Regions from separate parts of the Homo sapiens genome. Here region 2 is linked to region 1. A link is an interaction called in ENCODE POLR2A ChIA-PET data of the cell type or tissue named here. Cell type or tissue: HepG2. All regions are shown on one strand. Each heading gives the region's core, and the rest is flanking DNA. Links, peaks and the distances in the headings are about the cores only. Region 1 overlaps GRK5 (G protein-coupled receptor kinase 5). Region 2 has its middle 4.7 kb from the start of PRDX3.

The links. ChIA-PET counts read pairs that join two places held together with the same protein. Peaks named below come from ENCODE experiments on the same cell type or tissue, not always from the same donor. Only the 100,000 strongest peaks of a DNase experiment are listed, where the experiment ranks them.
Region 2: POLR2A ChIA-PET joins it to region 1 with 5 read pairs; 3 of 35 experiments call an interaction of 5 or more read pairs at or near these places.

What each region holds. Positions count from the first base shown.
Region 1 is chr10:119,388,162-119,392,546 of GRCh38, reverse strand. The region is part of intron 3 of GRK5 (G protein-coupled receptor kinase 5); the gene reads right to left. Among named protein-coding and RNA genes, the nearest start is that of MIR4681, 12 kb to the right of the region's middle. RefSeq lists an enhancer at 572-1,072. In HepG2, for the core only: no CTCF peak of the experiment used is centred there; a DNase peak (open chromatin) is centred at 2,656.
Region 2 is chr10:119,181,328-119,185,712 of GRCh38, reverse strand. No RefSeq gene overlaps it. Among named protein-coding and RNA genes, the nearest start is that of PRDX3, 4.7 kb to the right of the region's middle. RefSeq lists an enhancer at 2,095-2,840. In HepG2, for the core only: no CTCF peak of the experiment used is centred there; a DNase peak (open chromatin) is centred at 1,792; H3K4me3 peaks cover 334 bases.

The DNA of each region.
Region 1 (4,385 bases), core at 280-4,279:
CCTGTAATCCCAGCTACTTGGGAGGCTGAGGCAGGAGAATCGATTGAACTCGGGAGGCAGAGGTTGCAGTAAGCTGAGATTGTGCCATTGCACTCCAGCCTGGAGCTCTCCCTGCCCAGAACTCAGGTCTAACAGCCACGGTGCCAGGGAGCACCCATGACAATCCATAATCCAGATACGTGCCAGGTGCCAACAGGGAAGACACCACTGAATGAGCCTTCTCCCTGCATTGTGATTTATGCCAAACACAGGGGTGGCCTTTGCGGGGAGATGCTGCTCTAACACAAAATGCAGACTATTACATTGAGCTTAAGGAACAAAGAATTATTTCTACATCTGTGCCTTCCAAAGAGTGGAAACATCTATGTGCATCTTAGTTTATAGCCCTAATACTTCATTCTCTTGGCCTGCCCTAATTGCATCATCAATCTCAGAATCTGCCAGGAAAAATATGTCCTGGCTATGAAGACACATTTCCTTCAGATGCTTTTAAGAACCTGCCACGTTTTCAAAGAAGCCGGCCCTAGGTTTAGAAAGGGCAGTCTGGGCTGAATTCCTCCTGGCCTTAGACTAACTTTAGATGTCACCTCCTTCTCCCAGGAGACCTTCTTCTGCCCTAACAGGAAGATGAAGTCAGAGATGCCATGAGGTCTTGCCACCTCCAGCTTCTGTAATTATTGATGTGGTCAGCTTTTCCAGAGTCCTTGAGGCAGGGACAAGTGACACGCCTGGTCAGCACAATGCTCACCATGCACCCCGCTGGAGAAACACCTGCATCCACCCCCACGGCCCCAGCTTCTCGTGTGTGCTGACCACGTGGGCCGCCCCTCCAGAGCCCCTCTAGCCCTCTCCCACCCTGCTGTGGGGGTGGAGTGGTGGGGTGGTTTTCTGCTGGCTCCGTCCCCGCCTGGGCACCGCAGGCTCCCGGACCCTCTTCTCCAGACCCGACTCCTGTGGGCAGTCTTCTCCCACGATCCCGCGTCAGTCCCTTCCCTTGGCCCTGCAGGTTGCGGGGTGGTGGAGGCTCAGGGGTGTTGCATCAGCAGCTACTGATTTCCCTCCCACGCTTTGTAAATAGGCCCTCATTAAACTCCTCCATTCACACATGGGGCCGGCCATCTGTTTTCTGCCAGGACCTGGCTGATGCCCTGCACGGTGCTTCAGATGGGTGGGCACTGGCCTTGCTTCCTTTCTGCTCCCCAGTGAGAATGGCGAGCAGTGCATGATGGGGGTGTCCCCCAGGGGCCCCAGGGTCAGACGTACCTGGTCAACCCCAGAGCTTGTGCCCGCCTGGGCAAAGTGTTCTCTAGTCTCTGGCTCCGGCTCCCATCTGAGCGGCCCTCTCAGGCCTCAGTCAAGAGGGATTCACTGGCCCAACTTAGGGCAATAGATGGGATGGAACCTGAGAAGGGAGGGAAGAATGGACTCCTGTCCACATTGGGTGGAGAATGAAAGTGGTAGGAGCAACTCCAGATTTCCTGAGGTACCACAGCCACCAGCTTGTGAATTGTGGCCTGGCCAGAGTCAAACACTGAAGAGAAGGCAGGAGGGAAGGGGGGCTGCATCTCTCCACGTGGTGGAGGGGACAGGCTCGCCTCTCTCAGAGGGAGGGGACAGGCTCGCCCATCTCAGGGGAAGTGATAAGCACCCCAGTGGCAGAGGGTGACATGGTTTAGCTGTGTCCCCACCCAAATCTCATCATGAATTGTATCTCTCACAATTTTCTTGTGTTGTGGGAAGGACCCGGTGGTGGGAGGTAATTGAATCATGAGGGTGGGTCTTTCTGGTACTGTTCTCGGGATAGTGAATAAGTCTCACGAGATCTGATATTTTGTTTGTTTTTTGAGATTTTGAGATGGAGTCTCACTCTGTTGCCCAGGCTGGAATGCAGTGGTGCAATCTCGGCTCACTGCAACCTCTGCCTCCTGGGTTCAAGTGATTCTCCTGTCTCAGCCTCCCAAGTAGCTGGGACTACAGGCGCACGCCACCATGCCCAGCTAATTTTTGTATTTTTAGTAGAGATGGGGTTTCACCATATTGGCCAGGCTGGTCCCGAACTCCTAACCTCAAATGATCTGCCCATCTTGGCCTCCCAAAGTGCTGGGATTACAGGATTACAGGCTGAGCCACTGCACCTGGCCCGATCTGATGGTTTTATAAAGGGCAGTTCTGCTGCACACGCTCTCTTCTCTTGTCTCCCGCCATGTGAGACGTGCCTTTCACCTTCCATCATGACTGTGAGGCATCCCTAGCCACATGGAACTGTGAGTCCGTTAAACCTCTTTCTTTTGTAAACTGCCCAGTCTTGGGTATGTCTTTAAAAGCGGCCTGAAAACGGACTAATACAGACGGGCTGTGCCATCCTGCTTCCTGTCTGCCCCATCACTTTTCTCCTAAGAGCTCCACCCATCCTCACCCCCACCAGCTGCTTTTCCTCCTTCCCTCTCAGAATTGTTTCTCTGTCTCTGCATCCAACCAAGGATCTAAAGGCTACCAGGAAAGGTCTTTAACTTTCCCCATTACTCTTTTTGTTCTAAGTGAAAACAATCCCAGCCTAACCTAGTTCAACAAAACTGTAAGCTCCTGGCTCCTGGAATCTGAGGATGAGCTGAACAAACAAATTGTGGGGAAATCAGAAAAGCAGCTGGGCCAAGAGCCCAGAGACCAGGGACACAAGCACTTCTGTAGCCCCCATGATCTGTGTGTTGGGTGTGTGTGTGTGTGTGTGTGTGTGTGTGTGTGTGTTGCTCATGATCTCTGGGTGCTGACTGGCTTGTTCCAGTGTAGGAAACATGGCAGTCCACAGTTCCCAGGGTTTTTATGTTAAGCTTTCTCTAGCAGGGAAGAACTTCCCCTTGAGGCCATCAATTCCAGGGAAAGGACTCGTTGGCCTGCCTTGGCTCACAGACCCCCTCCTGCTCCAGTCAACTGCAGCTTGGGGGTGACATCATTAAGAACATGGCAGCTTCTAGGACAGCCATGTTATTTGGGAATGCGGGTGGGGCACCCAGGAGACTGGATGATCCCACAGATGTGCACTATATAAACCCATTTTAGAAGTGGCACTTTTTCAAGACAGCCCTGCTCCCGGGGTCTGGCTTCCTAGATGTTCTGACTGTCTCTATGTGCACCTGAAAAACTATAAGCACCCTCCACTCTTCCCATTTTGGGGGATCACACCAGTGAGAGAAAGACAAAGACAAATACTGGATTCTCATAAACAAGAGAAGCAGAATACTTAGCCCCCAGTGAGGCAGAGTGGATCATTTCACAATAAAATTTCAAATGGTCAGGCACATCTAAAGCCAGGTGATAGCCCACTAATTTTATTTCATCACCTAGAGTCTAGGCTACTTAGCAGATAGGAATGCCTCTTAGCATTTCCTATATGAGATTTCATTTGTTGTAACCTCATATTTGTAGTCGCCTGCCTCCAAGGTGGCCTTCAATAATCCTTGCCTCATTACTCATGCTCTAGGAAAGTCTCTTTCCATATGAAACAGGGCTAACCAGTGCCACCAGTATGATATTAGGGAAATGGTGTAGATGCTCTAAGGCTAGGTCATAGAGGGCACTGCAGCTCCTACCATGTTCTCTTGGATTGCTTGCTCTGGAGAAAGCCAGCCATGTTGTGAGGACACTCAAGCAATCCCATGGAGAGGCTCCCTCCTGCCAACAGCCAGCACCAACCTGCCAGGCATGTGAATAACTGTGGATGCAGATCCTCCAGCTACGGTCAAGCCTTCAGATGACTGCAGCCCAGCCAACTTCTTAATATCTCACCTCATGAGAGACCTTGAGCCAACAGCACATCGCAAAGCCATGCCCAAATTCCTGACCCACAAAACCATCACCTAATAAAGGTTGACTGTTGTTTCAAGCCACTATATTTTGAGGTGAACTAATACTGTGTGGGCCTCAGTGGCTCATGCCTGTAATCCCAGCACTTTGGGAAGCCAAGACAGGCAGATCACTTGAGGTCAGGAGCTCAAGACCAGCCTGGCCAACCTGGTGAAACACTATCTCTACCAAAAATACAAAAATTAGCTGGGCATAGTGGCGCACACCTGTAATCCCAGCTACTAGGATGGCTGAGGCACGAGAATCACTTGAACCCAGGAGGTGGAGGTTACAGTGAGCTGAGGTCACACCACTGTACTGCAGCCTGGGCAAAAGAGTGAGACTCTGTCTCAAAAAAGAACAACAACAAAAAACCCAAAGCTAATACTGAACAAATATTTTAACTTGTAGCTGGTGTTGCTTAATTCACTGCAAAATTTTCCTTGGCCAGGTACAGTGCCTCATGCCTGTAATCCAGCATGATTCCACTTTGGGAAGCCAAGGTGGAAGCATCACTTGAGGCCAGAAGTTCAAGACCAGCCTAG
Region 2 (4,385 bases), core at 191-4,190, 210 kb after region 1:
CCCCATAGTGTGGTCACTGAAGATAACAGTAAACCAAAGGGACAAAGGTCACTAGTCACTTCCACCTGCCATCTTCCCCTTCACCTTCCCCAAGCAGCAGGATAGATGATTTCTCTGTGAAGCCCTTCTTGGCCCCTTTCTCTAAACCATGATAGCACTTCACTTGCACCTCTCTTTTATTTAATATAACGAACACTATGTGCCTGCTGACTGTGCTAATGCCTTTAAAATATGAACTCATTTATTCCTCACAAAAGCCCTTGGGGTAAGCACTAACATCATTTCAATTTTACAGATGGGAAAATGTGCTAAGTAACTTGCCCAAGGCCACGTGCCTGCAGCTAGCAGAGCTGGTGTGTCAATCTCAGCTGTCCACACTCAACCATTATGCCTCTTTCATGCCTCTTAAAATGCTGAATCTTGGACTGGGTTTTTTTTTTAATGATTTTATCAGTATTCCTTGGATACACACACAGTTCCTCGGCAGCAGGGTCTAAGTGATCCTCTCCAGTACATGTTTATTAATGATTAAAATCACATTGTTGGCTAGGGACGGTGGCTCATGCCTGTAATCCCAGCACTTTGGGAGGCCGAGGCGAGAGGATCACTTGAGGTCCGGAGTCCAAGACCAGCCTGGCCAACATGGCAAAACCTGGTCTCTACTAAAAATACAAAAATTAGCTAGTTGTGGTTGTGGGCACCTGTAATCCCAGCTACTCAGGAGGCTGAGGCAGAAGAATCTCTTGAACCCAGGAGGCAGAGGTTGCAGTGAGCCGAGATTGCACCACTGCACTCCAGCCTGGGCAACACAGCAAGATTCTAAAAAAAAAAAATCACATTGTTAATTGATCCAATACCAGAGGGCTCTCTATTTGGTACCTAATAGGACAGGAAACAGATTACTTCAGAGGCTAAAATGGGCAGGAATCATGCAGGAAATCTAACTGAAGGCAGCCGCAGGTGAATGGGGCTACATGGAAGACGGAAAGTAATGTTACCTTGAAGCAGCCAGGCACGGTGGCTCACACCTGTAATCCCAGCACTTTGGGAGGCCGAAGCGGGCCGATCACCTGCGGGCCAATCACCTGAGGTCAGGAGTTCGAGACCAGCCTGACCAACATGGCAAAACCCCATCTCCGCTAAAAACACAAAATTAGCTGGGCGTGGTGGTGCATGCCTGTAATCCCAGCTACTCAGGAGGCTGAGGTAGGAGAATCACTTGAACCTGGGAGGCAGAGGTTGCAGTGAGCCGAGATCGCACCATTGCACTTTAGCCTGGGCAACAAGAGCAAAACTCCGTCTCAAAAAAAAAAAAAAAAAAGAATTGCTTTCAGAGCCAATTATGAGGCCCTCAAGTAATGTTACCTTGAAGCCTAACCCTGCCTATGAGCTGGCACTAACTAATGCATCTGAGCTTTAAAACTGAAACCAGGATGAGTGAGGTGAAATTCTAAGGGAACTCCACTCTGCTCTGTCGCTTTGACTTGCACCATGCTTTACATTTTTATAGTGAAGTTTAGTTATGAGCCAAACTGCCTGTGTGCAGGAACTAAAAAACACACGCCTACAATAGGAGAGCAAGAGGCCCTCCAGCATGGGGAAGGGAGAGGTGGGCGGCAAAGGGCTGTGGGCATAAGGAGAAGAGAAGGCGACCCCTTGGCTTGGCTTTGCCCCCCTCCCCCCTCCCCTTTTGTTGACTTGAGCTACTGAAGCTTAAGTACTTTAAAACTGCAGGCTGTTGTGACAGTGGCTCATACCTGTAATCCCAGCACTTTGGGAGCTGGAGGATCACTTGAGGTCAGGAGTTCAAGGCCAGCCTGGGCAAGATAGCGAGACCTTGTTTCTACCAAAAAAACAACCCTGTAGTATGAGGGAGAAGAGGAGACGATGAGGGTGTGGATGACGTAATCTCACGAGTTGGCTGGGGAAAAGGTGCTGAGGCTGAACTCCATCAGACACACACGCTGGGTGGTCAGTGGTATGGAATTTCTGGGTTCTTGCCCTACCTCTCTGCTTCTAGCCAGTGATGTGATTTTGGGAAGGTCTCTCCATCTCCAAAAGGCTCAGTTTTCTGAGCCTTTTAGATCTATTAAATCACTGGAGTAGACTACAGTATATAATGTTTTTAGTCCCTATTTCTTCTACATTTTCTCTCTCTCTTTTTTTTTTCTTTTCCTTTTTCTTTTTCTTTCTTTTTTTTTTTTTTTTTTTTTGAGACAGGGTTTTGCTATGTTGCCCAGGCTGGTCTCAAACCCCTGGGCACAAAGTGATCCTCCTACCTTGGCTTTCCAAAGCGCTGCAATTACAGGCATGAGCCACCATGCCTGGCCTTTTTCTAATTTTTTTTTTAATTGAGGTGAAATTCACCAAATATAAAATTAATTATTTTAAAGTTTACAATTCGGGGTATTTAGTTAATTCATAATGTTATACCCACCTCTATCTAGTTCCAAAACATTTTCATCACCACAAAAGAAAATCCTGGACTTCCCTCTCCCTCTCCCTCTCCCTACTCTCCCTCTCCCCACGGTCTCCCTCTGATGCCGAGCCGAAGCTGGACGGTACTGCTGCCATCTCGGCTCACTGCAACCTCCCTGCCTGATTCTCCTGCCTCAGCCTGCCGAGTGCCTGCGATTGCAGGCGCGCCGCCACGCCTGACTGGTTTTCGTATTTTTTTGGTGGAGATGGGGTTTCGCTGTGTTGGCTGGGCTGGCCTCCAGCTCCTAACCGCGAGTGATCCGCCAGCCTCGGCCTCCGGAGGTGCCGGGATTGCAGACGGTGTCTGGTTCACTCAGTGCTCAATGGTGCCCAGGCTGGAGTGCAGTGGCGTGATCTCGGCTCGCTACAACCTCCACCTCCCAGCCGCCTGCCTTGGCCTCCCAAAGTGCCCAGAGTGCAGCCTCTGCCCGGCCGCCACCCCGTCTAGGAAGTGAGGAGCGTCTCTGCCTGGCCGCCCATCATCTGGGATGTGAGGAGCCCCTCTGCCTGGCTGCCCAGTCTGGAAAGTGAGGAGCGTCTCTGCCCGGCCGCCATCCCATCTAGGAAGTGAGGAGCGCCTCTTCCCGGCCGCCATCCCATCTAGGAAGTGAGGAGCGTCTCTGCCCGGCCGCCCATCGTCTGAGATGTGGGGAGTGCCTTTGCCCCACCGCCCCGTCTGGGATGTGAGGAGTGCCTCTGCCCGGTCGCGACCCCGTCTGGGAGGTGAGGAGCGTCTCTGCCCAGCCACCCCATCTGAGAAGGGAGGAGACCCTCCGCCTGGCAACCGCCCCGTCTGAGAAGTGAGGAGACCCTCTGCCCGGCAGCCGCCCCGTCTGAGAAGTGAGGAGCGTCTCCGCCCGGCAGCCGCCCTGTCCGGGAGGGAGGTGGGGGGTCAGCCCCCCACCCGGCCAGCCGCCCCGTCCGGGAGGTGAGGGGCGCCTCTGCCCAGCTGCCCCTACTGGGAAGTGAGGAGCCCCTCTGCCCGGCCAGCCGCTCCGTCCGGGAGGGAGGTGGGGGGTTCAGCCCCCCCGCCCGGCCAGCTGCCCCGTCCGGGAGGGAGGTGGGGGGTCAGCCCCCCGCCCGGCCAGCCGCCCCATCTGGGAGGTGAGGGGCGCCTCTGCCCGGCCGCCCCTACTGGGAAGTGAGGAGCCCCTCTGCCCGGCCAGCCGCCCCTTCCGGGAGGGAGGTGGGAGGGTCAGCCCCCCACCTGGCCAGTCGCCCAGTCCGGGAGGGAGGTGGGGGGGGGTCAGCCCCCCGCCCGGCCAGCCGCCCCGTCCGGGAGGGAGGTGGGGGGGGTCAGCCCCCCGCCCAGCCAGCCGCCTCGTCCGGGAGGTGAGGGGCGCCTCTGCCCGGCTGCCCCTACTGGGAAGTGAGGAGCCCCTCTGCCCGGCCACCACCCCGTCTGGGAGGTGTGCCCAACAGCTCATTGAGAACGGGCCACGATGACAATGGTGGTTTTGTGGAATAGAAAGCGGGGAAAGGTGGGGAAAAGATTGAGAAATCGGATGGTTGCCGTGTCTGTGTGGAAAGAAGTACACATGGGAGAATTTTCATTTTGTTCTGTACTAAGAAAGATTCTTCTGCCTTGGGATCCTGTTGATCTGTGACCTTACCCCCCAACCCTGTGCTCTCTGAAACATGTGCTGTGTCCACTCAGGGTTAAATGGATTAAGGGCGGTGCAAGATGTGCTTTGTTAAACAGATGCTTGAAGGCAGCATGCTCGTTAAGAGTCATCACCACTCCCTAATCTCAAGTACCCAGGGACACAAACACTGCAGAAGGCCTCAGGGTCCTCTGCCTAGGAAAACCAGAGACCTTTGTTTACTTGTTTATCTGCTGACCTTCCCTCCACTATTGTCCTATGACCCTGCCAAATCCCTCTCTGTGAGAAACACCCAAGAATGAT